5 separate regions of the Mus musculus genome follow, and all the other regions are linked to region 5. Evidence: chromatin loops called from intact Hi-C (ENCODE). Cell type or tissue: heart. All regions are shown on one strand.

Evidence for each region. A loop is a pair of places that touch in the nucleus more often than their neighbours do. Peaks named below come from ENCODE experiments on the same cell type or tissue, not always from the same donor. Only the 100,000 strongest peaks of a DNase experiment are listed, where the experiment ranks them.
Region 1: a loop joins it to region 5, with 2.5 times the contacts of the local background. A loop is called at or near these places in 21 of 42 quality-filtered maps.
Region 2: it touches region 5 in a loop (2.1-fold over the local background); 2 of 42 quality-filtered maps call a loop at or near these places.
Region 3: it touches region 5 in a loop (5-fold over the local background); 3 of 42 quality-filtered maps call a loop at or near these places.
Region 4: a loop joins it to region 5, with 3.0 times the contacts of the local background. A loop is called at or near these places in 2 of 42 quality-filtered maps.

The regions. Positions count from the first base shown.
Region 1 is chr1:191,273,221-191,278,220 of GRCm38, reverse strand. No RefSeq gene overlaps it. Among named protein-coding and RNA genes, the nearest start is that of Nenf, 42 kb to the left of the region's middle. In heart, a CTCF peak has its summit at 2,512; DNase peaks (open chromatin) are centred at 370 and 2,510; H3K27ac peaks cover 840 bases.
Region 2 is chr1:191,573,527-191,578,526 of GRCm38, reverse strand. Dtl (denticleless E3 ubiquitin protein ligase) reads left to right here and starts at 2,983. Exons shown (of 15, transcript NM_029766.3): 1 at 2,983-3,178. The coding sequence starts at 3,127. Ints7 (integrator complex subunit 7) reads right to left here and starts at 2,891. Exons shown (of 20, transcript NM_178632.6): 1 at 2,576-2,891. The coding sequence starts at 2,669. In heart, no CTCF peak of the experiment used is centred here; DNase peaks (open chromatin) are centred at 2,496, 2,876 and 3,516; H3K4me3 peaks cover 3,780 bases; H3K27ac peaks cover 2,498 bases.
Region 3 is chr1:191,023,897-191,028,896 of GRCm38, reverse strand. Flvcr1 (feline leukemia virus subgroup C cellular receptor 1) reads left to right here and starts at 2,707. Exons shown (of 10, transcript NM_001081259.1): 1 at 2,707-3,520. The coding sequence starts at 2,804. A230020J21Rik (RIKEN cDNA A230020J21 gene) reads right to left here and starts at 3,546. Exons shown (of 2, transcript NR_027298.1): 1 at 2,328-3,546. In heart, a CTCF peak has its summit at 2,693; DNase peaks (open chromatin) are centred at 2,646 and 3,686; H3K4me3 peaks cover 2,628 bases; H3K27ac peaks cover 2,267 bases.
Region 4 is chr1:191,561,083-191,566,082 of GRCm38, reverse strand. It overlaps Dtl (denticleless E3 ubiquitin protein ligase), which reads left to right. Exons shown (of 15, transcript NM_029766.3): 6 at 2,907-2,972; 7 at 4,546-4,658. Among named protein-coding and RNA genes, the nearest start is that of Dtl, 12 kb to the left of the region's middle. In heart, a CTCF peak has its summit at 3,049 (motif pointing right); no DNase peak of the experiment used is centred here.
Region 5 is chr1:191,180,466-191,185,465 of GRCm38, reverse strand. Atf3 (activating transcription factor 3) reads left to right here and starts at 2,133. Exons shown (of 4, transcript NM_007498.3): 1 at 2,133-2,373. In heart, CTCF peaks have their summits at 1,326 and 2,876; DNase peaks (open chromatin) are centred at 425, 1,925, 2,195, 2,805 and 3 weaker places; H3K4me3 peaks cover 4,157 bases; H3K27ac peaks cover 3,347 bases; H3K27me3 peaks cover 335 bases.

The DNA of each region.
Region 1 (5,000 bases), 93 kb before region 5:
GATTCTGTGTACACAAAGGTTTGAGACACTCCAGGGGGAAATGTGCTCTGGCCTGTGGCTTGGAGAATGGGTCTCTTGCCTCCTTCTCCTTGGGTTAAGAGCTGAGGAGGCCATGCACTAAAGCAGGTTAAGTGGCCAGTGCTTGGGGCAGGGGGGGGCGGGGCGGCGTCACTGTACCAGACTCAGTCTCTTCTACATGGAGGCCCAGCCCTGGCCTTCTGCAGGCCTATGAAATGATTCACCCGAGGGCTATAGCAAGTGTATTTGCTGTCTGGTTGCCTTGACAACTTTCCCTGACCCCGTTCCAGCTTAATATTAGCCAAAGACAAACAACTTAAAAGCCAAGCATCAGAGATGATGCAACTTCCGCGTGAGCCCCGGGAGGCCATGAAGCACCTGGGCAGTCAGCAACCGGAGTGTGATGTCACCCAGAGAAATGAAACTTCCGCATCAGCCCCGGGAGGCCACGAAGCACCTGGGCAAGCCTCAACTGTTGTGTGATGTCACATGGAGAAATGCCTGCTCATGGGCGAAGGTAATCACATGACCTGGCTTGAGTGCCCTAGTCATATAAGGGGAGGGGCCCTCCGCTGAGCTGGGATTCCAACCAGAGCCGAGCACAGACAGGGATTATGTGTGTCATCATGAGGAAACCCTTCACTCATGTGACTGACAGGATCTTTTCCCTCTGCAAAGTTTTTGTTTAAGAGCAAGAATTCAGAATAAGAACTGGGATCAGAACCAGGAGCTGGACCTGCCCTTTGATGGGTGGCTTCAGACAGGTTGTCCAGACTCTCTGAGCCTTGGTCCCTGATTTATAAATAAAGACAGAAATTTCTGTCTCACAGAATGGCTGAGAAAATGAATGGTAGCTTTGAAAGGGACAATGCAACACCGGCATGTGGTGACAGCTTCCTTTGTCCCTGAGACTGGCTGCGAGCTTTCCTGTTTGGTCTCAACCCCAGAGCTGATTAGAGGTGGTAAAACAGCAGGCATGGTGGCGCACACCTTTAATCCCCACACTTGGGAGGCAGAGGCAGCCGAACTCTGTGAGTTCCAGGCCAGCCTGGCCTATGTAGTGAGGTACAGGACAGCCAGAGCTATAAGAGAAACCCTGTCTCGAAAACCCAAAACCACGCCAAACCAAATGTCTGGGTGAGAAGTCCTCCGGCAAAGTGCAACATAAACACCTGGAGGGTGAGGAAAATCAGAAAAACAAAATAAAAACAGAAAACCAAGATGGCACCCAGGTCAGGTAGGCTCGGGGACATTAGAGATGATGTCAGAAAAACGGCTGCACAAGAGGCAGGAAGGAGCCGCACACTTAGGAACACCACCTCTGAGCTTGACGGCTAGAGAGTATAATGACTGCTGCGTAGACAGGGTCTTGGAAGACCAGGCTGGCCTGGAGCTTCTAGAGATCCTCCCGCTTCTGACTCCAGAGTGCTGGGATAAAAGGCTCGTACCACCACGCCTGGCTAAGCGTAACACTTTAAAAAGCAAATTTATAAATTTAAAAAGTAAATTTTCAGTTGCCCAGGAAAGTCCCATGTGACACTTCCAATGGATCTGCTGGGGTTTTGTTTTTCTCCTTTGAAAAAAAAAATTACCTGTGTGTGTGTGTGTGTGTGTGTGTGCGCGCGTGCGTGCGTGTGTGTGTGTGTGTGTGTGTGTGTGTGTGTGTGTGATGCATGTGTGTGCCTGTAAAGGCAGGAGGATACCTTACGAAAGTTGCGCCCCTCTTTCCCCCATATGAGTCCCAAAGACTGAACTTGGATCACTAGACTTGGCAGCAAGCGCCTTTCCTCACTGAGCCACTTTGCTGGCCCTTGGCTGTGTTCCCACTTCTCACCTGTCTGTCAAAGCAAGGTGCAGGGTTCAGAGCTCTGCGCCTGCTCAGACAGCACTGGAGCACATGAGTCCTTCCATGTCATAGTTTAACATTCTAAGCACCACCAGAGGTCAAGGATGGCTCTAGTTTATCTTGAAACAGAAATGACTGTTCAGCCCTCCTCCCTCCAGCCCACTCTTTCTGTATTTATTGGAATATGTCGTTAATAATGACATCATTATCTACCACAAACAGTCGCAGTGAAATACGTTTTGTTTTCTGAAACAGCGTCTGGCTATTAGGGCCCAAGTTCTATATGGCCTTAAACTTCCTGCACAGTTTAGACTGGCTTTGAACTCATAGCAATCCTACTGCCTCAGTGTCCCGGGTGCTGGCATTACTGGCATATGTCACCACACCAGTTATGACACTATGTTAGGACTCAGAAGTCAGGGGCTTACATATACTCCTTGACTCAGGTCACCCGCCAGTCGTGATCGACCTTTTGATACTGCAATGTGGTGTTGTCATCTACAGTTTATGCTCAGAACTACACAGTTGAATCACAAAACAGGATGACAAAAGTCCCTCATAAGGTCTTAAGTAAGCCTGTGGTTTTGTGTTGGGTCACATTCATCGCTGTGTCAGTCCCTCTACATGCAGTCCCAGATGCCGCCCCATGGGGGCGCTCGGTCACAGCCGCTGTCGGGCCATAGAGCAGTCTAATCCCTGAGACCCTAGGCTTTCCTCCACTCTCAGGACGTGCATGTGTGTGGTAGTGGGCTAGGGATACACCGACCTTTCTTACAATGGGCCCTTCGGTAAGGATATGACCCCAGCCACAGGACAACCAGAGTTCTACTGCTACACACAAGGACAAGCAGCTCGCTCCTCAAGTCGGCCTCCATTCCCCGGAGCCTCCCAGACAGAGGCTCCCAAGTAAGCGCCTATTTTGCTGCCCCACCCTCGGGTTCCCTGCCCTGCCCTGCATCTGGGGTCTCCAATAAAAAGGCTCTCGACCTCTGAAAATGTCCCCTTTCATTTTTTTTTTAACTTGACATGTGATTTTTTAAAAAGGTATAAAATAGATTAAGTTATTTTCAGAATGAATCCTTAAGTAAGGTCTTTGTTTATAAATTGCCACTCTGAGCTATTGAGACTGTCCTGAGGAGACTCCGGGCAGGTCATGAGAGTGTTCTGAGAGCCCCTGAGAGCGTCTCTCTTTGAGACAGGCCAAGCTGGGCAGGTGAGGTCTGCAGGCAAGCAGAAGCCTGGCATAGTTGAGATAGTGAAATCAGGACTCCATGGGTGATTCCAGGTGAGTTACTGGGTGGCTTTAGGTTTCATTTTCTTTTTCTCCAAACTGGAAACTGGAATCACTCCTTCAATTAATTAGCCGCCCCTTCCCGGATTGCATAGCACTTTAATAAGGGGAGTGGCCTGTGGTAAGTGAATTCTATGGGCACCTGTCTCATCCATAAACTCCATTATTTCAGCTGTGATAGTCTACGGCCATACTACCCTAGACACGCTCCATCTCATAACCACCCTCATCTACCCATCCTTTCTCCTTATTAGAGATGCCCATTGTTCACCTCAGGGAGCAATGCTCCCAGCCAAGAAACTACATTTCCCAGACTAACTTGCAGGTAGGATGCTCCTAGATCACTGGTGTGGTCACTGAGATAGAAGCAGACACTGCTCAGGGGGCTTCTGAGGGAGCACTTCGAGGGGCGTCTGAGGGAGTACTTCGAGGGGCTTCTGGGGGAGCACTTCAAGGGGCATCTGAGGGAGCACTTTAAGGGGCGTCTGTGGGAGCACTTCGAGGGGCTTCTGGGGGAGTACTTCAAGGGGCATCTGAGGGAGCACTTTGAGGGGCATCTGTGGGAGCACTTCGAGGGGCTTCTGAGGGAGCACTTCGAGGGGCGTCTGAGGGAGTACTTCGAGGGGCTTCTGGGGGAGCACTTCAAGGGGCATCTGAGGGAGCACTTTAAGGGGCGTCTGTGGGAGTACTTCGAGGGGCTTCTGGGGGAGTACTTCAAGGGGCATCTGAGGGAGCACTTTAAGGGGCTTCTGAGAGAGCACTTCAAGGAGGCTCAGTTGACAAGCAGCTTTGCCCACTATCTTCATTTTCATTTTCTGGTCTATAATGAGGATAGGATGACTGGAGTTGTGGTGGCAGTGCCATGACCATATGGCAATCTTGACAATAGAAGACACACCTCATCCTAAGTGTGGCAGTACAGAAAGGTAGTAGGAGCCTGGGAACGGGAACACGGTGTAGAGCCACTACACAAGCCCTCGCCCATCCACTTCAGGTTTTCTTCAGGTTATAGATGAACAAACTAGTCAATTGATTCATCATTTGGATGAGTTTCTCCAGAATGTGGTAAAGCCTTGCTCCCTAGAGCGGTGCCCATGGAAGGTTGTAGAACCTTTAAGAGGTGGGGCCTAGAGAGAGGTCTTCTTGTCACTGGGGGCATGTCTTTGGGTGGGGTATTGGGACCTCAGCTCCTTTCTCTTCTTTCTTTTCCACTCCAGGCAGGGCCCTGCCACCCAATCCTACCACACTGTGACCCTGCTCATGGCCCTAAAGCAATGGGCAAGCCAGGCATGGACTGGAGCCTCTATAAATACGGGAAGGGATCAGACAGTTTGAGTGACCACAACAAACATCCCAGTACATTATTCTAATGGTCCAGATAAAACACTTCACATCACTGATACAGATAAGCAGCACCTGCCTCTCTCTACCTGTGGGTCCCACAGCTGCACACCAAAACTACTTCAGAACCCCATCTGTACTGCACAGGCTTCATTCTTTAAACAACATATTCACCAACTATTTACACAGCATTTATGCTGCATTAGGCATAAGTTGTAACTGTGAGCTTTTCAACCCAACCTCTTTGTTCAATTACTCTGAGACTTAATTATTTATGAATATATGCCTAGCTCATAAGTGTTAGCTTGTTCAGCAACTAGCTTGTAACTTATATAATCTGTTTATTCTAGTCTATGTCTGGCACAAGATTCATACGGCCGACTTCCTCAGAGTTGGGGCAAATCTCTCCACCTCCTGCTCTATCCCAGAGTTCCTGTCTTTCTGCTGGATGTCCCACCTTCTAATCCTGCCTCACCTGATTGGCCATCAGCTTTTTATTGACAG
Region 2 (5,000 bases), 390 kb before region 5:
CAATAAGAAATGAGACTATTTAATAATTCCCATTGTAAATCATAAGACAACAGCTCACAGTCATACATAAAAGTAAGGCCATGGTTTCAATAAGTGGATTTCTGTTTAGTTTATCTGACCTTGTCCATCAGGGTCACCAACCAAACTGCAGAGTCCATGCTCCCTAATTCAGCTTCAATGTGGTAAACTAGTTGCTGAATCTAGATTCTATATAACCTTAAAGGTTCACTTACCAATGCTGTCAGACTAAATGTAGTCTGGTAATAAATATCCTCAGGAAAAAAAAGTCTGAATCCATAGGGCCATGTTTCTACTACTCTTAAAACCACCAGTAATGACATGGCGTCAGCCGCCTAGTGCACACCCAACCCAGTGGCTAAGGCCATTCATTCTCTCAGAGGGGCTGTGCTGAGTCCTCACTCCCTAACACCAGTTACATTCCTGCACACATGGGCAGTACAACAGTGGTCTTCACAGGGAGAATTAAGATGGTGGAACTGGGTGGATGGTAACAACGCTAGGAAATCCTAGTGTGTGGATTCTGTCCTGACTCTCACCCAGTTCTCAAGAGTTGAATCAGCACTCCACGATCAGGCTTTTCCTACAGCATTAGGTTCACCAGCTTCCACTCATGTGCAGCAAGAAAGGGAATGAGTCACCTTCCCCACTCCCACCCATCCTCTCAAAGCCAGGTGTGCACAGAGCCATCAGGTTGAGTGATGTCACTAAACCTTTCTCTCTGCAGGAAGGGGATCTTGCCTGTTTTCATCTGGACAACTTCCAATCACTGGAGGGGCAAATACTTGGTCTGATGATAATAATCTACATTAGGAAAAGCTACACTTATTAGAGTAATATGTGGGACTCAGCCTTTAGCAATGTGTCACACTACTGTTCCCGGCTGATACAATGTGTCTTGTTGAGCTTAGGGCTTATCTGTAAAACACTCAACAGCCCCCACTTATTTCTTACACATATGTGTTTTAATTTCAACTCTTCTTATTAAAAAGGTTGTACTATTACTTTCATTACAACTGTAACCTTTTCTTTCAAAGAGCTTCACTTTTAATTATGTGTATGTAGGGGGAGGGAGAGATGGGTGTATAACAGACCCTCTAGAGTTACAGGCAGTTGTGAGGTTTGGGGTGTGAGTGCTGAGAACTGAACTCTGGTCCCACAAAACAGCAGTGTGGCCTCTTAAAGGCTAAGTCATCCCTACAGCCGCAGCATCTTTTTTTTTTTTTTAATGTAAACCTTATTTCATTGTTATTGTATGTATGTGTGCACATGTGTGTGACTGTCAGGCTTGCACAGGAAGTGTTTCACACAGTAAACCATCACACTGGCTCACAACACTTAGAAGGTAACTCTGGATGTCCTTCCTTTCCTTGCTCCATATCCTTACCCTGCTCTACAACACTATCTACTCTTAGCCTGGGACAAGATTAGCTACGCTAGAGCCATACACATTTCGGTGGGAAGGGAGTTGGCACTGAATAAAACAGTGTAATGGGCCACATCAGGTCTAGGACTTGGGAGGCTGAGGATCAAAAGTTGAGAGTTATCCTTGGCTTTAGGGAGTACAGGCCAACCTGGATGTCACAGACTTTAGTAAAACGTAAAAAACTCTTACCTGTAACTGGTTTCAAACTTGGACAAGGAACTAAGGTGCATATTTAACATGCCAAAGTCTAATTGACCTCCAGGTTCTCTCAGCATCCCCCAGTCCCTACTTGGCACACCCTGCCCCCCAGACTTGAACTTACAGATCCTTGGTTTCCAGTCCCGTTCTCTACAGGTTACACACTGGCTACAGTTAACCAAGAATTGCCTATAGTGTAAAAACCTTGGCAGGAAACTGAAGCAAAGGTCTCACATTTACACAGGACTTCTTTATGGATAGCTATCTGTCAAAGTCCCTCTTCAGCCTTTAATAAAGGCATCTTTTCGCATACCACTGCCATTTAACATTTACAACAGCTGACATACTGTGCCCACTTTGCTGACATATCGAGGCTAGATGATAATGCCGCATTCCATAATCACTTTAGTAGAACTGGAATTTAACTCCTAACCCTAAAATTTTTTCTCTTAGCTACCTGTATAAGGGGAACTAACTCGTGGAACTTGTGTGCAGAGAATGAGCGCGTTCAGCCAAGCTTTTCGGATGTTCTCATCCACATGGAACCTGCTTTAGAACGCGCAATTGACAGTCTCGCAAGACAAATCGCTGTAAAACGCTCAGAAAATCATTTGGCTCTCTTAATGAAGGCTTCACCTGCACTGAACGTTTTAAAAAATAATCTCAAAATTCAGCACTTTATCTTATTTGCTGCCTGGGAAACCAGAGACTGTGCCCCCAAGTGGTCAAAGGCATCCTCGCAAGCACGAGCCTCTGCTCCAACTGTGCAAGGCTACTCCAGCAACCCTGCATGCGCCTAAGCGCTGGCTCCAAGACTAGCAGCCGTGCTTCCCGCCCCATACATCGGCGCATGCGCCTTTCTAGCCTCTGTAGCTGCCGCCACTAGGTGGCGCCACTCCCCCCAGACGCTTCGCCCGCGTCCCTCCTCCGTACCTTTGTCCAGTTCCATAAGAGCGGAATTAGCGTCCAGCTCCTGTTCGCCATAGCCGGCATCGGCCAGGAACGACTTGGTTGAGTTTGACGCCATGACCCGGACAGTTACCCGACTCGCCCAGTCACAAAGATTGCAAACTCTACCCCAGCACCGCCATCTTCTCCCGCCGCGGTCTCGCGGATTTTTCCCTCCGCGCGCTGTCAGGCAGTGTACGCATGCGCCTCGGTCGCCCCGCGGTTCGCCAGTTCCTCTCTGGGCCCCCCCGCGCAGGCGCTCAGGGAGCCTGTGAACCTTGGGTTCCCGCGGCTGAGCGAGAGGGAGGCGGAGCTTAGGATGGGGGCGAGCCTTCGAGGCGCCAGGACGCTGCGACGAGAGCCAATCAGAAAGCGTGACGTCAGTTTGGCGCGGAGTTTGGCGGCCGGGGCTCTTAGTGGCGGGAGTTGGAGGCGAAACCGCGCCGCGTTGTGGAGGGTGCAGACGGCGGCTCCTGTGGAACTTGGGGGCGATCTTCTCGGCGTTCCCCTCAGCTGAGCCTTCTCCTCAGGCCCAGATGCTCTTCAACTCGGTACTCCGCCAGCCGCAGCTCGGCGTCCTGAGGAACGGTGAGTAACGGCCCCAACGGCCGCTGGCCGTGGCGGGAACCACCTCCCCCCAGGCGCTCCACCTTGGATCGCTGCCGACTGTGGGCCTCCAGGTCTCCCGCGGCCGGAGCGAATCCGGGCGAGCGAGGACCGCCGAAGAACATCGTGCTTGGGTTCCTTCCGGACGCTTTTCACCGTAATCGAGCTTTTTAGTTCGGAACGGAGGCCGAAGTTAGGACGCTCAGTGGCGTCCCGGGCCCCTGGCTGCTTACGTCAATATCGCGCGTTAACTAGAGAGTGCACGCTTGTGAGAGTCGGGGGTGGGAGACGCTTTGGCACCAGCGATGTGCCTGCCGTCTCTGCAGAACCTTAGCGATCCCTGCAAGTTCGTTGTGCACCAGCGCGCATGGCCCGCAGTTAAGGAACTCAATCTTAAGGCGCCAAAGTCCCCTCCCCCATCTCTGCAGGCTCTGAAAAGTCCTAAAATACAGACTAAAAGATGCCCATAGCCACACCCACGAGGTGACCACGGGTAATGGATGGAAGGGTATTGTTCCAAATGTGTCTTGATGCCGAGGTACTTCCAGAAATGGGATTAAACTCGTTTTTCTCTTCACGGTGGAATTCAGCCATGTTCTCCTGTTAGCATATAGAAAGCCAGCTCATCTCCTACAGTACTCTTAAAAACATTGGCAATCTGAGATGCGATTAGGCTGATGTGTTGTTAAACTAAGACCTTGAAGAGTGGTCCTAAGAATGTTGAGAAGAGGAAAAGCTCCTTGAGGTCCTGCCCGGATCTAAAACTTTGTAGTCGTATTCCCTCTGTGGATACTCTTGTAGTTACATTCTGCCTCTTTCTCTGCTCGAACTTTACAAAAGTTACTTCGCCCTGTGTTAGGAATGGCCGCCCTGCACAATGGTTGTGAGCGGTCTTCGGAGCGTCTGAGTTTCAACTCCACCTCTTTTCCTATGTGCTACATTTTCTGTCTACCCACTTTTCAGTCTGTCGTTCCGGCTTACAGATAGCCAGACAGACGTTCAGTGATAGGCACTGGCATTCATTGATTGTTACCTCCTGAAGTCTGCATCTCTTTTCCCCTCCGGTGTTGCTGGGCCTTAAATGATTATAGCCGTAAGTAAGGATTCTACTGCTGCTACACTCTTCCATTCCCTATGTTTTGGGTTAATTTCTGTAAAAGCTGTATGTATTGAACTTAATCTAGACAGTTAGGCATACAAGCATCTTATATTCTAATGCCCCAAACTGAGTTGGCTTCTTCCCAATTTTTGGGAGTGACATTATTTTAAACTGGTGTCCCCAGCTAAAACTTAGACTCCATATTCCTCATTATGACATTTTCAAAAGAAAAAAAAGAAATCCCTTAAGTCTGCTTGAATCTCTTTTTCCATCCCCACAGATTCAGCCTCTTTACCTCAAACTGAGTCTTCCATTTTCTCTATTCCATCCCCACCATTGGGCCTGATACTTTACTCCCTGATCATAACAAGCCTCTAAATGTGCCTTTAGTTTCCTTTCTCTACCGATATTTGTAAGATGGAAATATAATTACTTTTGTGAGTTTTTAAATCCATATCTAAGAATTTTTACTATAAACTTTAAACATGCAAAATTATAATTTTTAGCCTTATAGTGAGTTAGCATCTTAAGATAAATACTATTTTAGCCTTTTAAATACATCTGACACTATAAACAACTATACCAACGTGGAAGTCGTGGTCTCTGTTTTTGAAAAGGTGAGCAAATGCTTACTGTTCGATGTTTTATATGGTTGCTTTTTCTTCTGAATATTTCTATCTTAATTCTCCGCAAATTTATCCTATT
Region 3 (5,000 bases), 160 kb after region 5:
ACTAAAGGTAGATTTTAGGTCCACATGGCCACTCATGGTGGTACATGCCTTTAATCCCTGCACTCAGAAGGCAGAAGTAGAAGGATCTCTGTGAGTTTGGGGCTAGCCTGATCCTTATGGGGAATTTCAGGATAGTCAGGGCTACGTAGAGGGACCCTGTCTGGGGGAAAATAAAACAAAATAAAAATACATAATATGGGGCTGGAGAGATGGCTCAGAGGTTAGGAGCACTGATTGCTCTTCCAGAGGTCCTGAGTTCAATTCCCAGCAACCACATGGTGGCTCACACCATCTGTAATGACATCCAATGCCCTCTTCTGGTGTCTCTGAAGAGAGTAACAGTGTACTCATATAAAATAAATAAATCTTTAAAAAATACATAATATAATATATACAACATATCACACACATATATATTTAATATGTCATGTATATATATATATATCACCCACATAGCCCCTCCTTAGTTATGATGTCCTTTTCCTCTCCCACAGACTCCCTAGGTAATAAATAGACTTTGTGTATGGTTACAGTGTTATAAACAGAACTCTGTCATGTGCAAGAAGGGCACATGAGAAGGAGAGCAAGAGTAACATAAACATCTGCAGGGAAAATCAGAGCTGATCGACCATTCCAGAAACCTCGGGAGTTGTTGTCAACCAACTCTTCTTGTTAACAAAAGAGAGGACAAATGCCCTTTAAGCACAAGGAGCCTAAACAAACAAGAACCCCTGATTCCATGCAGGGAAGAGGTTATCTGTCAGATCTGGTAAGAGATGATCTCCAATTCTCACCAGATTATAGGGAAATAATATCTACTATATTTTTCCAGTTTGGGACTTTTGAAAGGGAGTCAATTTGCAAGTAATCTAAATGACTGGGCAAGGACAGAAAGGTACCCAACATTCGACCCCTGGCTCCCCTTTCTGAACATTTGTGTTTTTAAAACAGTTTGGGCTGGAGATGTAGCTCAGGCGGCAGAGTGGCTCTCTGGTATGCAAGAAGTCTTGGGTTTGCCTTCAACACTGCCTAACACTGAACCTGATGGCACATGCCTGCAATCTCAGTACTTGGGAGGCTGAGGCAGGAGGAGCAGGAGTTCAAGGTTATTCTCTGCTCCATAGTGAGCTCCTTAGTTTAAGGCCAGTCTAGGTTATTTGAGATTCCATATGGAAAACAAAACAAAAATAAGTAAAAGAAAAACAAGTAAACAAAAGTCTCCAATGCAATCCTGTTTTGTTGGCCAGGCTGCCAGGTTCCCTTTAAATCTGTGGGCCTGGATGATTCTTCTGCCTTCGCCTCCAAATAACTGGGACTACAGGCGTGTGCTCAGCTTGAGCATGTTTGTTTGTTTATTTGTTTGTTTAGGAGCCTTCACAGGCTCCACAGTCCATGAGACCATTAACATCTCTGAATACTTAAGATAAATTTTGTTGAGCATTAAAAACACAATTCATATTTTTATAAATTCACAAAATAAACGTTTTGAGCGCAGATTAAGTCCATTGGGTTCCTCATTTAGTTTTTTTTTTTTTTTCAGAGACTCAATAATCTAATTCAGTTACTCAATAATCTAAAACAACCTCCAAAGGAACATCTACAAAGCCGTGCTGGGAAGAACTTACAGGGTTTCCCTTCTTTTCTTAACATAGTGTGTTTGTTGGGGAGGGCACCTGTGTGATGGTCAGAGAACAACTCTGCGGGTGCTGAAGAACTGAACTCAGGTTTGCCGGGTTGTCAGAAAGAGACGTTACCCCCTGAACAGTCTCGCTCTATACGAGCCTCACTTTTCCTAAAGAAATGAATTAATTTACAAAATACTTTGTGGAGCTATTCACAGCATGGGGAACTCCCCAGCGGCTGTATCACCATAGACAATGCCTTGTCCCTCTGCACCCTCAAACTGTTAATAGTTCTCCTATCTCCCCATGACTAAAGGTTTATGGGCTTGGTCTTCTGCAGGTCCCCTGCAGCCACTGTGAGCTCATTAGCGCCAGAGTCATTCCAACACTCAGGAAGCAGAGATAGGTGGATTTCCATGAATTCGGGTCAACCTGCCTACAGAGTCCCGGGTGACACCCTGTCTAAAAAGGAGGATCAGAGGGAGAGAGAGTGAGTAAATCTTAAGTCCTGGCACCCCGTGTTTGCACGCACAGCTTCCCAAAGGGTAGCAGGCTGACTTTGTCTAAGGCCCAGTAGGACCCTGATGCTTCCGGAGCTCTGCCCTCATCCGGTCCCGGGATGTGCAAGTACACGGTTAGCTTATGCACAGACTTTGGTTACTGGTGGGGTACAGGAGGCAGGCAGGGGCTGCACCTGTCCATTACCTCCTTCAGTCCTCTGCGTGGATGGAGCCGCTCAGCTCAATCAACGCAAAGGCCTGCTTCTGAGGAAGCCTCTTTCTTTGGGCGGACGGAAATGCTTTCTGGCGCTCTCCTTCCAAGATAACCTGAGGCTAAACGCTGCGGAGCGAGCGCAGAGAAAGGCCTGGCAGCTCCAGCAAACCACAGCGTAGAGAACGCCTGCCTTGGGCTCCTCTTACATCTTCACAAGCTTGACCCCGCCCCTCTTCTCGGCAACTCCCCGATTGGTTTTCTGGACTTCCGAAACGCTCAATGATTGGATGGAGGGTCGCACTACGCGATACGAGATGCCCTGGGGGCGGGGACTGCCGGCAAGAGCCAGGCGCGGTGAGCTCTGCTTCACTTAGTCAGCAAGCGGCGCAGGCGAGCGCGCTGAACCGGGTGGGACCTAGGAGCCGGCGAGGAGCACTAAGGGGCGGCGGGGCGGGGAGCCGGGAGGCATGGCGCGGCCCGATGACGAGGTGGGGCCGGCCGTGGCGCCCGGGCACCCGCTGGGGAAGGGATACCTTCCAGTGCCCAAGGGCGCCCCGGACGGGGAGGCGCGCTTGGTACCGCAAAACGGGCCTGAGGCGCTGAACGGAGGCCCCGGGCTCGGCCCGCTGATCGCGGGAGCCCAGGGCGGGCCGCAAGCCCTGATAGCGGCGGAGGAGGAGACCCAGGCCCGGCTGTTGCCCGCGGGCGACGGGGAGGACGTCCCATGCCCCGCGTGTCCCCCGCGCACAGCGCTGTCGCCGAGGCGCTTCGTGGTGCTGCTCATCTTCAGCCTTTACTCGCTGGTGAACGCCTTCCAGTGGATCCAGTACAGCAGCATCAGCAACGTGTTCGAGGACTTCTACGAGGTGTCGCCGCTGCACATCAACTGGCTGTCCATGGTGTACATGGTGGCCTACGTGCCCCTCATCTTCCCGGCCACCTGGCTGCTGGACACGCGAGGCCTGCGGCTCACGGCGCTGCTGGGCTCCGGCCTCAACTGCCTGGGAGCCTGGGTCAAGTGCGGCAGCGTGCAGCGGCACCTCTTCTGGGTCACCATGCTGGGGCAGATCCTGTGCTCCGTGGCCCAGGTCTTCATCCTGGGCTTGCCCTCCCCCGTCGCCTCGGTATGGTTTGGACCCAAGGAGGTGTCGACGGCTTGTGCCACAGCAGTGCTGGGCAATCAGGTAAAGACTGGAACGTCTAGATAACTGGGATCCTTTCAGGCTGGTAGGAAGTCATAGGCCGGGCTGGGGCAACGGTCTGTGGGTAAAGTGCATACTATAGAAGCGTGAAGACTGGGCTCCAGCACCACGAGAAAAGCCTGGCACGGTGGCTCCAGGGTGTATTCCCAGCCAGCACTGACAGGTGAGGAGGACAGCTCCTGAGAAAGGACACCGAGGTTGCCCTCTGGCCTACACACAGGCGCACACACGGGCACGCTTGGAAACTGGCGGTAAAAGAGATCTCAGGTGTTTTTGTCGCCACTGCAGAAGAAAGGTCTTGAGATCTGGAAAGTTTGTTTCCATGTTAAATGTCCTTGGAACAGCCCTGATTTAATTGTATTAGTATTAGTAGTCAGCCCAGCTTGGCACCTACTGGTCACGTATAAGTGAATGTTCAATAAATGCTCCGGTGATAAAGACTTGGCAGTATTACTGAGTCCAGCTATTAGTTCTTAACCGTGAGACAGTGGAAGGCAAATCACTGATCAAGAATGGTTAGTGGGATAAGTCAAGGCTTCCTTAAGAAATGATCTTGTTTTTTTCTACCATCATAAATTCAAATGCCACTAGAATAACAGAAATAATAGTAGGTAAAAGGTTTTTGTATGTGATTTATTTATTTAAAACGGTCTCTTCCACTGTGTAGGGCAGGCTGGTCTGGAAATCACAGTGTCCCCCTGGCTGGCCTCAAACTTGACAATCTTGCTTCAGGCTCCCAAACACCACCATGAGTCACCACAATATTATGTTTGCATTTGTTAATTTTAGGCTTGTTATTGTAACTTAAAATTTTGCTAGAGGGCACTTGTGACACCTGATGTTTTTGTCACCACTGTAAATGTCACATTTTAAAAGATGCTTAGTATTCATTCAGTTGAAGGAAATCTAGTTTAAAAAAAAAATCTATAATCCTTTCTATACATATATTGTTACCTGCCGCCATGTAACTAGAAAATGTTACTTTCTTACTTCAAGTCTCACTTGGGTCAAGATCATGGTTTAAAATACCCCAAGAGACTAAATATGTGTGCCTATTTTATTAGTTACTTTCTTTTTCTAAGTCACTTAATTGCTATGTATCAAAAACAATTTATTACTGATACATTGATTGGTTGTTTCTTTTTTTTTTTTTAAGATTTATTTATTATTATATGTAAGTACACTGTAGCTGTCTTCAGACACACCAGAAGAGGGAGTCAGATCTTGTTACGGATGGTTATGAGCCACCATGTGGTTGCTGGGATTTGAACTCTGGACCTTCGGAAGAGCAGTCGGGTGCTCTTACCCACTGAGCCATCTCACCAGCCCCCGGTTGTTTCTTTATGTTTAGATAGCAGATGTTTTTTAAAAGGTATTTTTTTGGTTCTGAATTGTTTTCGAGGTAAATGCTTCATTAAGCATAACAAAAATATCAACTCCATATTTATGAAGTATTAATTTT
Region 4 (5,000 bases), 380 kb before region 5:
CCATGTGGTTGCTGGGATTTGAACTCTGGACCTTTGGAAGAGCAGTCGGGTGCTCTTACCCACTGAGCCACCTCACCAGCCCCTGTACTCATTTTTTAAAAAAACCTGGAGACTATAAATGTTAGTGGGGGTTTTATGTGGTTTTTTTTTTTTTTTTTTTTTTTTTTTTTAGTTTTATGCTAACATAGTAAAAAAGTTGATTGGTCCAGTTTATTCAACCCTATATGAACAAGATACTAATGATCCTAATTGAATAGTAGTGAATCCTAATTGGATACTAGTTGGTGCTAGTGAAATTTGCCTCCCTGAATGGCTGTCCTCTAAAGACTGGTAAGTTAGGCACTTTGGCCAGAATGAGGAGGAATAGCATTAGATTTTCTGGTAGATAATTTAAATTAACTGTGAATGTATTTTCTTGTCTCCTAAAAACTTAAATATATTTGAACCTTTCTAATTCTTCACCTTGTTTAAAGCCAGTCAGTTCTTCATCCTAAACTGGTGGTTCTCAACACTAGTGATCTTTGGTTATCTGATGGTTTTTTTAACATGCTAATTCAATGGTAATCTCTAGTAGTTGAGCCAGGTTATCTGTGCGCCTGTCTGTCTGTTTTACTTCATCAAGGGATTCCAGTGTATTGCTACAGTTGAGGAATGTTTTTTAAATTTAAACTTAACTTTGAGAATTTCCTAAGTGAATATTATATTCATAGTATTTCTACCTCTCCCCTCCAGCTCATCGTGTGTAACTCCACATTCTCAAATATGTATGTATGTATGTGTCAGACGTCTGTAACTGTGGGGATATTGCTGTTCTTTTAGCTACTTCCTGCTTGATCATGGGCAGACCTTCTGACAATTTTTTTTCCTAATTTTTCATTATTAAGCAGAAGTATAATAAAGCTCACACCTGTTTAGAGATAAAAACCTGAAAGTTAATTTGAATTTTTGGTTGGCTGAGGGAAAGTGGGCCACACTAGCAAGTATATATGTACAAACTGACAATATGACCAGTCCATGGTATTAGAAAGCTTTTATTGTAGGTATGAGAGAGAAAATCCAATGGTATCGAGAAGAATAGAACTGAGAGAAAAAGTAGACTAAACATGGCCAGCCAGCAGACTGGACCCGGCCATGAGCAAAGCATGAGGGACAAAGTGGGAAGGGTTTAGACAGAGGGAACATAGCTGAAAAAGCAGGATTATAAGGACAGTGAGTAATGGGGGGGGGGGGGCATGAACTGGGGAAGTTTTATTAGAGTAGTGATGGTGAGAAGAGCTAGGACTTAGAAAATTGTAACAGGTACTTTTGATGCCAAGGGAACCTGAAGGACAAAGTGTGCTTTGGAATGCTAATAAGCACCACAGTTAGCCTTTTGCCTCATCTGCCTTTTGGAATTTGGGAAAATAGTTTCCTTTGGACCTACCACTATGTACAACCTACTGAGTCCATTTAATGTTGCTTTTTTTGTGCATGTATTTAAGGCTGACCCCTGGGGATTAGAAATTTATTGGGAGGCTGGTCCATAGAGGAAATTGATTTTCCTATAGTTCTTCATCTAAGGGTGAAGCTTTATGAAATTCCCTCTACCCATGCTAGCATGTCAACTGGTATAGTCATTGTGTAGGTTTTGATTAGGCAGCCACACTGTTGAGATCTCAGAGGCACAGTGGCCGTCTAGAAGCCACCATCTCAGAGCAGGTATTCTGCCCTTCTGGCTCTCGGAATCTTTCACACTCTGGCTCCTGCAGTGTTCACTGGGTCTTGGGTGTAGGAGTTATGTTATAGATGTACCAACTGAGGGTGGGCATACGACCATGACTTATTTGAATCTTGAGCAGTGTGGCTCTCTGTATGTAAACAGTTTCCATCTGCTGCCAAAAGAAGCTGCTTTGATGAAGGTAGAGCCCTACTTTTACCTTGTTGGAGGATAAGAGGGCAAACTATTCAAAACATATTATATACCATAAAATTTTCTGTTTTTAACTGTGTATTTAAACAGTTTTTAGTTTACTCAGAGTTGTGTAGTAATTAATATGGGAGAGCAATGGATCTATCAGTCAATTTGTTAACTCCACTATATCATCCAGAGAGGCTGAGTTTGAAGACATAAGTAAAGGTTCTCTCTGTGTCTAGTTCACCTGCTGCTTGGGCAGCTCTTGTTGTGATAGAGCCCCTCTCCACCCCTAGTCTCTTTCCTGCTTCCTCTATCTTAAAAGGAAGCTGGCAGGTTTCTCTGTTGGCATTTGGTTACCTTTGCCTCGATTGCTCCATCTAATCACCTGATTTAGTTGTTAACTCCTACAAAATTAGGTGTTTTTATTCAGTGTCCACAAAGCTCTCAAGTAGTTGTTATGGGACTTTGTTCAATTTATAGCTATTATTATAGTTGAATCAGTTTGTTAATTGCTCACTCTTCCATATAGGGAGCAGAATTCCTTTTTAAATATTTTGTAAATGTGCCTATTTTGCAGTGGCCTTGTGCATACTAGGCAAATGCTGTACCACTGAAGCTATATACCTAGCTTCCACTGTTACCTAAAATATAAACAGTACAAATAAGTGGGAATTCTGTGTTCTATTCAATGCTGCTGCCTCTTTCATACCCAGAGGTAGTACTTTGATCTGCTAAGAAAGAGGACTTTTAGACGTTCCTTACCTCAAAATAGGAAGATTAGTGCTTACCTACTAGATTGGCAGGCACATTGAGGTAATGTGTGAGAACTGTGTAGAGCGTGAGCTATCTTAGACAGTAAGCTCTCCTCTGTGCTAACAGTTGCTACGCTGTCGTTTTCTTACTATCATCTCTGGTGGCAAATTCAGTGCTTTTGGAGAATGTGTTCTCTGGGGAAGGGGAATGGAATGTGTCTTTGATTCGTTTCCAACATCTTGATGGCCTCTTCCCACAGCTGTGTTCTCTACAGGGGGGAGAGACGGCAACATTATGATCTGGGACACCAGGTGTAACAAAAAAGGTAAGCTAGTTCTGTCTTAATTTTAATAAGTGCTTAATGCTCAAAATAAAATGAAATGCTAGTGATTTCATCTGATACCAGCAGGGGGCACTTGTGTTCCCTTCCTGCTCAAGTCTCAAGGTAATGATTATTGCAAAGCTATTAATAGATGTTCTTAGTTTCACATTGTCTCTGAATTATAATTCCGTCTATCTAAATTATTGATAGAATTAAAACTACTGATGTATAGTTCACTGAATAAAGGTTTGGTTGAGATGTTTTTGTTTGCTTTTAATTTTCCTTTTTTTATCCTGACAAGATGGCTCATCAGATAAAGGTGCTATCCATCAAACCTCAACTACCCAAGTTCAGTTCCTACAAGTAGGAGAGAACTCCTTAAGTTGTCCTCTGACCTCCACTCCCCTCACACACACAAAAAAATGCCTTTTAAAAAAAATCAGATTAAATTGAATATAAGCTTGTATTGTACAGGGTGGTATTAAAGGAGATGGTCGTTGGTGTGTTTATTATTAATTTATGTATTGATTTTAAAATGTTAAACTATTTTTGTGGAGCAGTTTTTTGGGTTTTTTTGTTTGTTTGGCTGGTTGGTTTTTTGGGTTTTTTTTTTTTTTTGTTTGTTTGTTTGTTTTTCGAGACAGGGTTTCTCTGTATAGCCCTGGCTGTCCTGGAACTCACTTTGTAGACCAGGCTGGTCTTGAACCCAGAAATCCACCTGCCTCTGCCTCCCAAGTGCTGGGATTAAAGGCGTGCGCCACCACTGCCTGGCAGTGGAGCAGTTTTAATTTTATATCAGCATTAAAGTGCAGAGAATTTCATATATACTGAACACCTACACAGATGCAGCCTTTGCAGTCATTCAGTTGGTACATTTTTAAGCTGTTAAGCATTGGCTCATACATAATTAATTCATAATTTGTATCAGGGTTTATTTTTCATGTTACACATACTATGGATATTGACAAATATATGACATGTATCCGCCATTGTAATATATAGAGTACTTTCATTGCCCTAAAATATGTCTGCTCTGGTGTTTCTACTTCCTCACGAAGCCTTGCTACCACTATAACTGTCCGTGGTTCTCCAGATTTTCATAAATGGAGTCATGTCGTATCTTTCTCTTTGCACAGAATTACTCTTTGGGCAGGAATACCACATTGTATCCACTCATCCACTGAAGGGTGCCTTGATTGTTTGTGTTTTAGCCATTAAGAATAAAACTATAACTATATCTGTGTTTTTCTTTCTTTGTGTGATTAAACTCACCATGGGCTCTTTGGGATTTTGTTTTTTTGTTTTGTTAAACTTTGTTTGCTTTTTCATTGTGTGTATACACAACCACAGCGCATGTGGATCTGTTTTCCCTTTTGAACATGTGAGCAGGGAATCAAATTCAGGTCATCAGGCTTGGTGACAAGTGTCTTTACCTCTACTGAGTCTCTTCGGGGTTTTTCGGTTTTGTTTTTATACTAGTTAGTCAAAAATCACAAAATTTGAGGTTCTATAGAAATGATTAAATATTGCTTTCAGCTTGAAATCAGAAAACATTAAAATCTTTGGAACCTTTCAGATGGATTTTATAGACAAGTGAATCAAATCAGTGGAGCTCACAATACTGCAGACAAGCAAACCCCTTCAAAGCCCAAGAAGAAACAAAATTCAAAAGGACTTGCTCCTGCTGTGGTAAGGTTTTAGAGAAGTGTATGTGTAAATAGGCAGTTGTTACTGTATTTGCTTGCTTTTGAGGCAAGATCTCTGTGTGTACTTAGGTTGGCCTGGAATACATGATCTTTCTACCTTAGCCTACCAAGTGTTAGGACTATAGACTGTTCATGAGCCACCATTCATGACATGAGTGGCTCTTAACAGTAGGGAGAATCAAATCTCTCTTTAAGGAATTTGTTAGGCAAAAAGATGGATGTAACTCTTAATTTCTTTGGTATTAACTGTTTATAGTTTACTTAGCCCTACTGCAATGGTTCTCAAACTCTGGTGAGAATAGAGAACATGGTAAAGATTCAGCTT
Region 5 (5,000 bases):
GATGGAGCGGGTCTTGCTGCTTGGGGTCTCGAGGCTGTCGGCCGTGCCTTCCACTTGAAGACAAGACCCACCTCCATAGAACGCCAATTTAATCCGTAAAACAATAAAAATTTCTGTCGGGGCCCCCAGCGGCCTGGGGCGGGGTTCGTGTGTTCCCCCATCTCCCTGTTACACCGCACAGTGGTGTTTATTTATTCCAGGGCAGCCTGTAAAAAGATGGGGCAGGTAGGAGGAGATCCCAAATGACTTTCATTTCTAGGCACCTGACTTTCTTCGGGGTTGTGCCGACACGCCTGGGGTTTACCTGCCGGCAGGTCGGCTGGAGGCCGGGTTGTGGAGGTGTGGAGCAGGGTGTGGGCGTGGGAGACGGAGGGTGGGGCCCCGAGAGCCGTTTCCAAGGCAAAACCCAAAGCAAAACATTAGCCTGGCGCTTCCCGCGCGATGCTGCTGTAATCCCGTCAGATCCTGGCAGGATCTGAGAGGATCCCGGGGATGGAACCACCCTAGGCCTCCCGGGCCAGCAAGGACCGAGAGACTCCGGGGGCCTCGATGGAGGGCAGAGGCCTGTGAAGGGCGAGACTCTGCCTTGGACTTGAGGAACCCGGGTGCAGAGAACTTGATTTTGCCCGAAATGTCTGTCTCTGGGGCCATCAGTTGCTTACGGTTGTACTACCGTCGGCGACCTTTCCTCAGGACCGTAACAGTCCGGGTGGTAGGTGCTATGGAGGCAGCGGCACCGGTCAGTTCTGCTTCACACCCCAAACTACCTCCCTGTGACCTTCTGATCGCCTTCCTCTCAAAGGCGGGCGTTAGCAGGTGCCTCTGTCTTTACACCTCAGCGTCCTGCCCCACATGTGCCCGCCAAAGTCTGCCAGGCAGGTGTGCGATTCCTGGGCCGCAGTCTGTGCACGTGTAACCCTTGATGAGCTATGGAGTCCCGCTCAGGGTCTTGCGCTCAGCTCAGACCCTCGGAATTACTGGGTCAGAACCGGGAAACTAATTTCAAGTTTCAAACCCAGGTCTGCTGAGGCTTTGGCCTGAAATCGAGTCCTTTGCCCAGCCTTTCCCGCCACCAGATTTGAGTACAAGAGGGCTCGGTGTTCCGGCTTTAAGCGGTGCGCGTTCAGTCCCGGCCACCGTATCCCTAGAGCCCTCTGTTCCTGCAGACAGACACTCGAAACCTGGAGCCGGTTTTTCTTTCCTGATATCCAGGCGGACCCCCACCCCCGCCCAAACCGGGAGCGTAGAGATCAAAGCGTCCTCTTTCCCAGACTAGCCGAGCCGCCTTTTTCCAGCCCTTTCTTATCCCTGCGCTAGGTGGCTCTGATCTCTCCAAATCTTTCCTCTTTCTACGCTCTTGCTTTCGTGGAGAATTCCCTGTTCATTTAAAAACGTTTTGTGGTTGTTATTAAAAATAAAAACAACAACCGAACTGACCGCGTCCGGTCACTAGCACTTCGGGTTCCTAGCGAGTTCGGGGGCCGTGGGCGTGGGAGCACGAGGCTGCCGAATGTCTACGTTAACCCACAGCTGCTAGCTGGGTCCCCGGCAGAGGAGGTCACAGTGGCGGGTAACGGTGTGGATTCATCGGAGTGTAACTTTGGGCACCTCCTTCACGCGGGAGATTGTCACCGCTATCCCTTCCCCGCCCCCTCCTTAGGCTAGGCCGCTGGTCAAAGAAGGCACATTTTCCTGAAGTTTTAGAAAAATGACCACACATTTTAGAGAAAGGTCGTGCCCGCTTCCCAGCCTCACCTAGTCTGGGCCACTGCCAGGATCCGCCTCCCAGCACCACCACCCCCCCTTCCCCAACCTAGCGGAGGGAGAGATGCCAGGGCGGTGGAGTCATGCCGCTGGCTTGGGCACCATTGGCTCATGCCTGGAACACGCAGCGGCGAATACGCACATCTGGCGGTGCGCCCGGGCGGCTCCCAGCCTGATAAGGAGATAGAGGGCGGGCGGGTGTGTGTGTCCCGGGCGTGCGAGGAACGCAGGACGCGCCGTGACCGCCCCTTCTCGCACTTGCATCACCAAGTCCGCGGTCTCCACCCACCTTTTGCCCCGCCCCCGTCCCTCCTTCACCCCTCCTCTGGCCAGTTCTCCCTGGAAGCTATTAATAGCATTACGTCAGCCTGGGATTGGTAACCTGGAGTTAAGCGGGCTCCCTGCCAACGCGAGGGCTTTAAAAGGGGTGATGCAACGCGCTCCCAGCCACAGTCTCACTCAGCGAGACGCCGCGCACGGTGCTTCCCCAGTGGAGCCAATCGGCTAACCCGCGCTCCGGCAGAGTCCTTGGCGCTCGCCCGCCGGCGGGACAGACCACCCGCCTCTGGCCGCTCTCTGGACCCTGGCCGCCCCGAGCGAAGACTGGAGGTGAGTTAGAGCCACACCGAGGAGCGCTGCCCTCCTCACCCTAAGTTCCCCTCTGGTGACCAGTCCCGGGACCCTTGCGCCACCGGAGACTGAAGCCCTAGTGTCCGTGCCACAGTCGCTCGGCTGAGCCGCTCTTTGCCGCTGCCGTTCTTAGCTGGTAAAAAGTTTCTGGTAAAGTGAAAGAACGAACTTTCTCTTTTGACTCGAGGCGTGAAAGATGCCCAGGGACGGAGGAGTTGCGCTCTCAGTTTGCAACTAGGAGAGGTCGTCTGGGTGGAAGGTGGGTGCTGGTGCGCGGAGGTGACTCACACTCTGGCGATCGGGGTCCCCTCTTCCATCCATCACTTCTTGTCCCGGACCCTGGACTCGGAGCGGGTCCCTCCTAAGTCCGCGTAGAGGCGCAGTGGCCGCGGCTTGTTGAAGCGCTGCTCCCGGTATCGAGCTAAATGAATGAAGACCGGACGCTCGAACGGAGGTCCGGCACAGCCGCTGGAGGTCGCCTTGCGCTCCCCGGAGCAGAGATCTGGGCAGCATGACCGCGTAGAGCGCTGTGAGCGAAAGTGTGTTAGGATAAGTTTGGAGGCGGCGAGCCCTGGTGTGGCGCTGTCCCGGGGCTGAAGGCCGAGAGGTCTCCGCACCAGCTAACTTCGGACCGCTAGGTTTGAGACGTCACTTCCAGCCTCACTCGCTGTTGTGACTTGCTGTGCTCTGGCTGACTTTTAACCGGCCCTTGAGTTTCTTTATGTATTGGAAGGGAAGCGAAGGAATCGGATCAAGCGGGTGGAGGGACCAGGGTGTGGAACCACTTGTACTTGGGGGGGGGGGCGTGCGGGGGGGGGGTTGTTTGTATTCTCGTGACAGAGTCTCACTCTGTAATCCAGACTGCCCATAAAAACTCCGGCCAATCCTCCTGCCTCAGCCTCCCAAGTGCTGAAATTACAGGCCCACACGCCCAGCACCTTTCTGTGCGCTGTGTGCTTCAGATAGCCAGCTTTTGACAGATTTGTTTCTAGACTAAAATAATTAAAGTAAAAGGAGCCAGGGAGGGATGTTCAGTGTGGAGGCTCCCCCACCCAGCGTTCCTAGCCGGTCTCTGAGACAGGACAGGAAAGGGGGCCTCTCTTACATCTCTGTCTCCTAGCTCTCTCCCGTTGGATTGATTCCCTGCTTCGACCCCATGCTCATTTTCAACTCCCATTTCTGTATTTTCCTCTTAGCCATTTTATTTGATTTAATCATGTAGCTCACGAGCTTTCTTATAAATTAAAGGAGTTGCCAAGCCCGATTATTTAAAAGGTTTATTCTCCCCTCCTGTTGTTCCACTCTTTTGAGACAAAGTCTCCCTATGTAACTGGGGCTTGCTTTAAACTTATGGCAGTCTTCTAGCCTCGGTCCCCAAGTGCTGAGATTACAGGCATGTGTCACCAAGAAGGGAGCACATGTTTTGCATGTTGCATTTGTTATGGGATAATGTTACCACATACAGGCTCTTGCTTGGAGCGGGTGGGGCTGGGGTGGGGGTTGCTGTTGCTTCTATCAAGAGGTTTCAGAGGCTGCTGACCAGGTTCCCAGAGTGAAGAAGGCATTGCCCAGCACCTGTGGCTATCTAAATCCCTTCTTGGCACACCAGTTTCTTCTGGTCTTCATTCTGTCAGAGCCTCCTCTATGAGGGGTGCCAGGTATGGGTCTCTTCAGCCCTCAGTTGCCCCCCTGGCAGGCAGCTCTCTCTGTGGTTGCTTATTTGGTTGATCTATTGAACTAACTGATGGGTCCTCCTGGTAGTGCAGAATGAGTAGAGGGTGGGTGTGGGCAGCTTGGCTGGACTGGACCACACCCATCTCTGTGAGTTTAGTTAGGCAAGTGCTTTCCTTCTGGGACCTCAGTTTATTCAATGACAAAATGGGGGTTTGAGCTAGACAATTCTAATGCTGGGAGTCCCGTTGAGTTCCTTTAGCCAAAGTCTGTGATTCTTTAAGGAACTGGCTACAGGGGTTCCTTGTCAAGGGAGGAGGGACATAGCCAGGACCCCCCAGAAACTTCAAGAGAGAAATGGTTTCCTATGTGAGAACTCACAATCTTGGCCAATCCAACCCTAATGGAGGAATGCTGATGTCAGCCAATTGGGTGTAATTCACCTGGTGTCTTAGGAACTCGGGGGTCAACCACCAGTTGTGACAGACTGGCTTGAAATTCTTGAGGGTTCCAGTCAATTCCTGATGACTAGAACTAAACTGAACTGAACTAGATCAGGGTCCCTGAGGGGCAGGGAGAATGTGAATGTATGGATCCTAATTTCCTTATGTTTTAAAGTTTGTGCATGTGATGTGTTGTTCCCCACAGCCCTGGGAGGGAACTGGTCAGTTCAGATAGGAACTGAAGGTCAGAAAGCCTCTGGCTCGGGAGTGGGTGCCCAACTAGTGAGAACCAGAGGCAGACCTGGAAATGCTGTCTCTGACCCTCAAGCCCAGCCTCCCGCCTCCAGCCTTCAAACAGGAGAAAGGACAGGATGTAGAGTCAGGAAGGAGTACTGGTTCCCTAGTACTACAGGACAGTTTGCAGACAGCTTGGTGGAAGGAAGTGGAAATCAAAAGTGAAAATTCAAAGCCATCATAAGCTACTAGGAGATA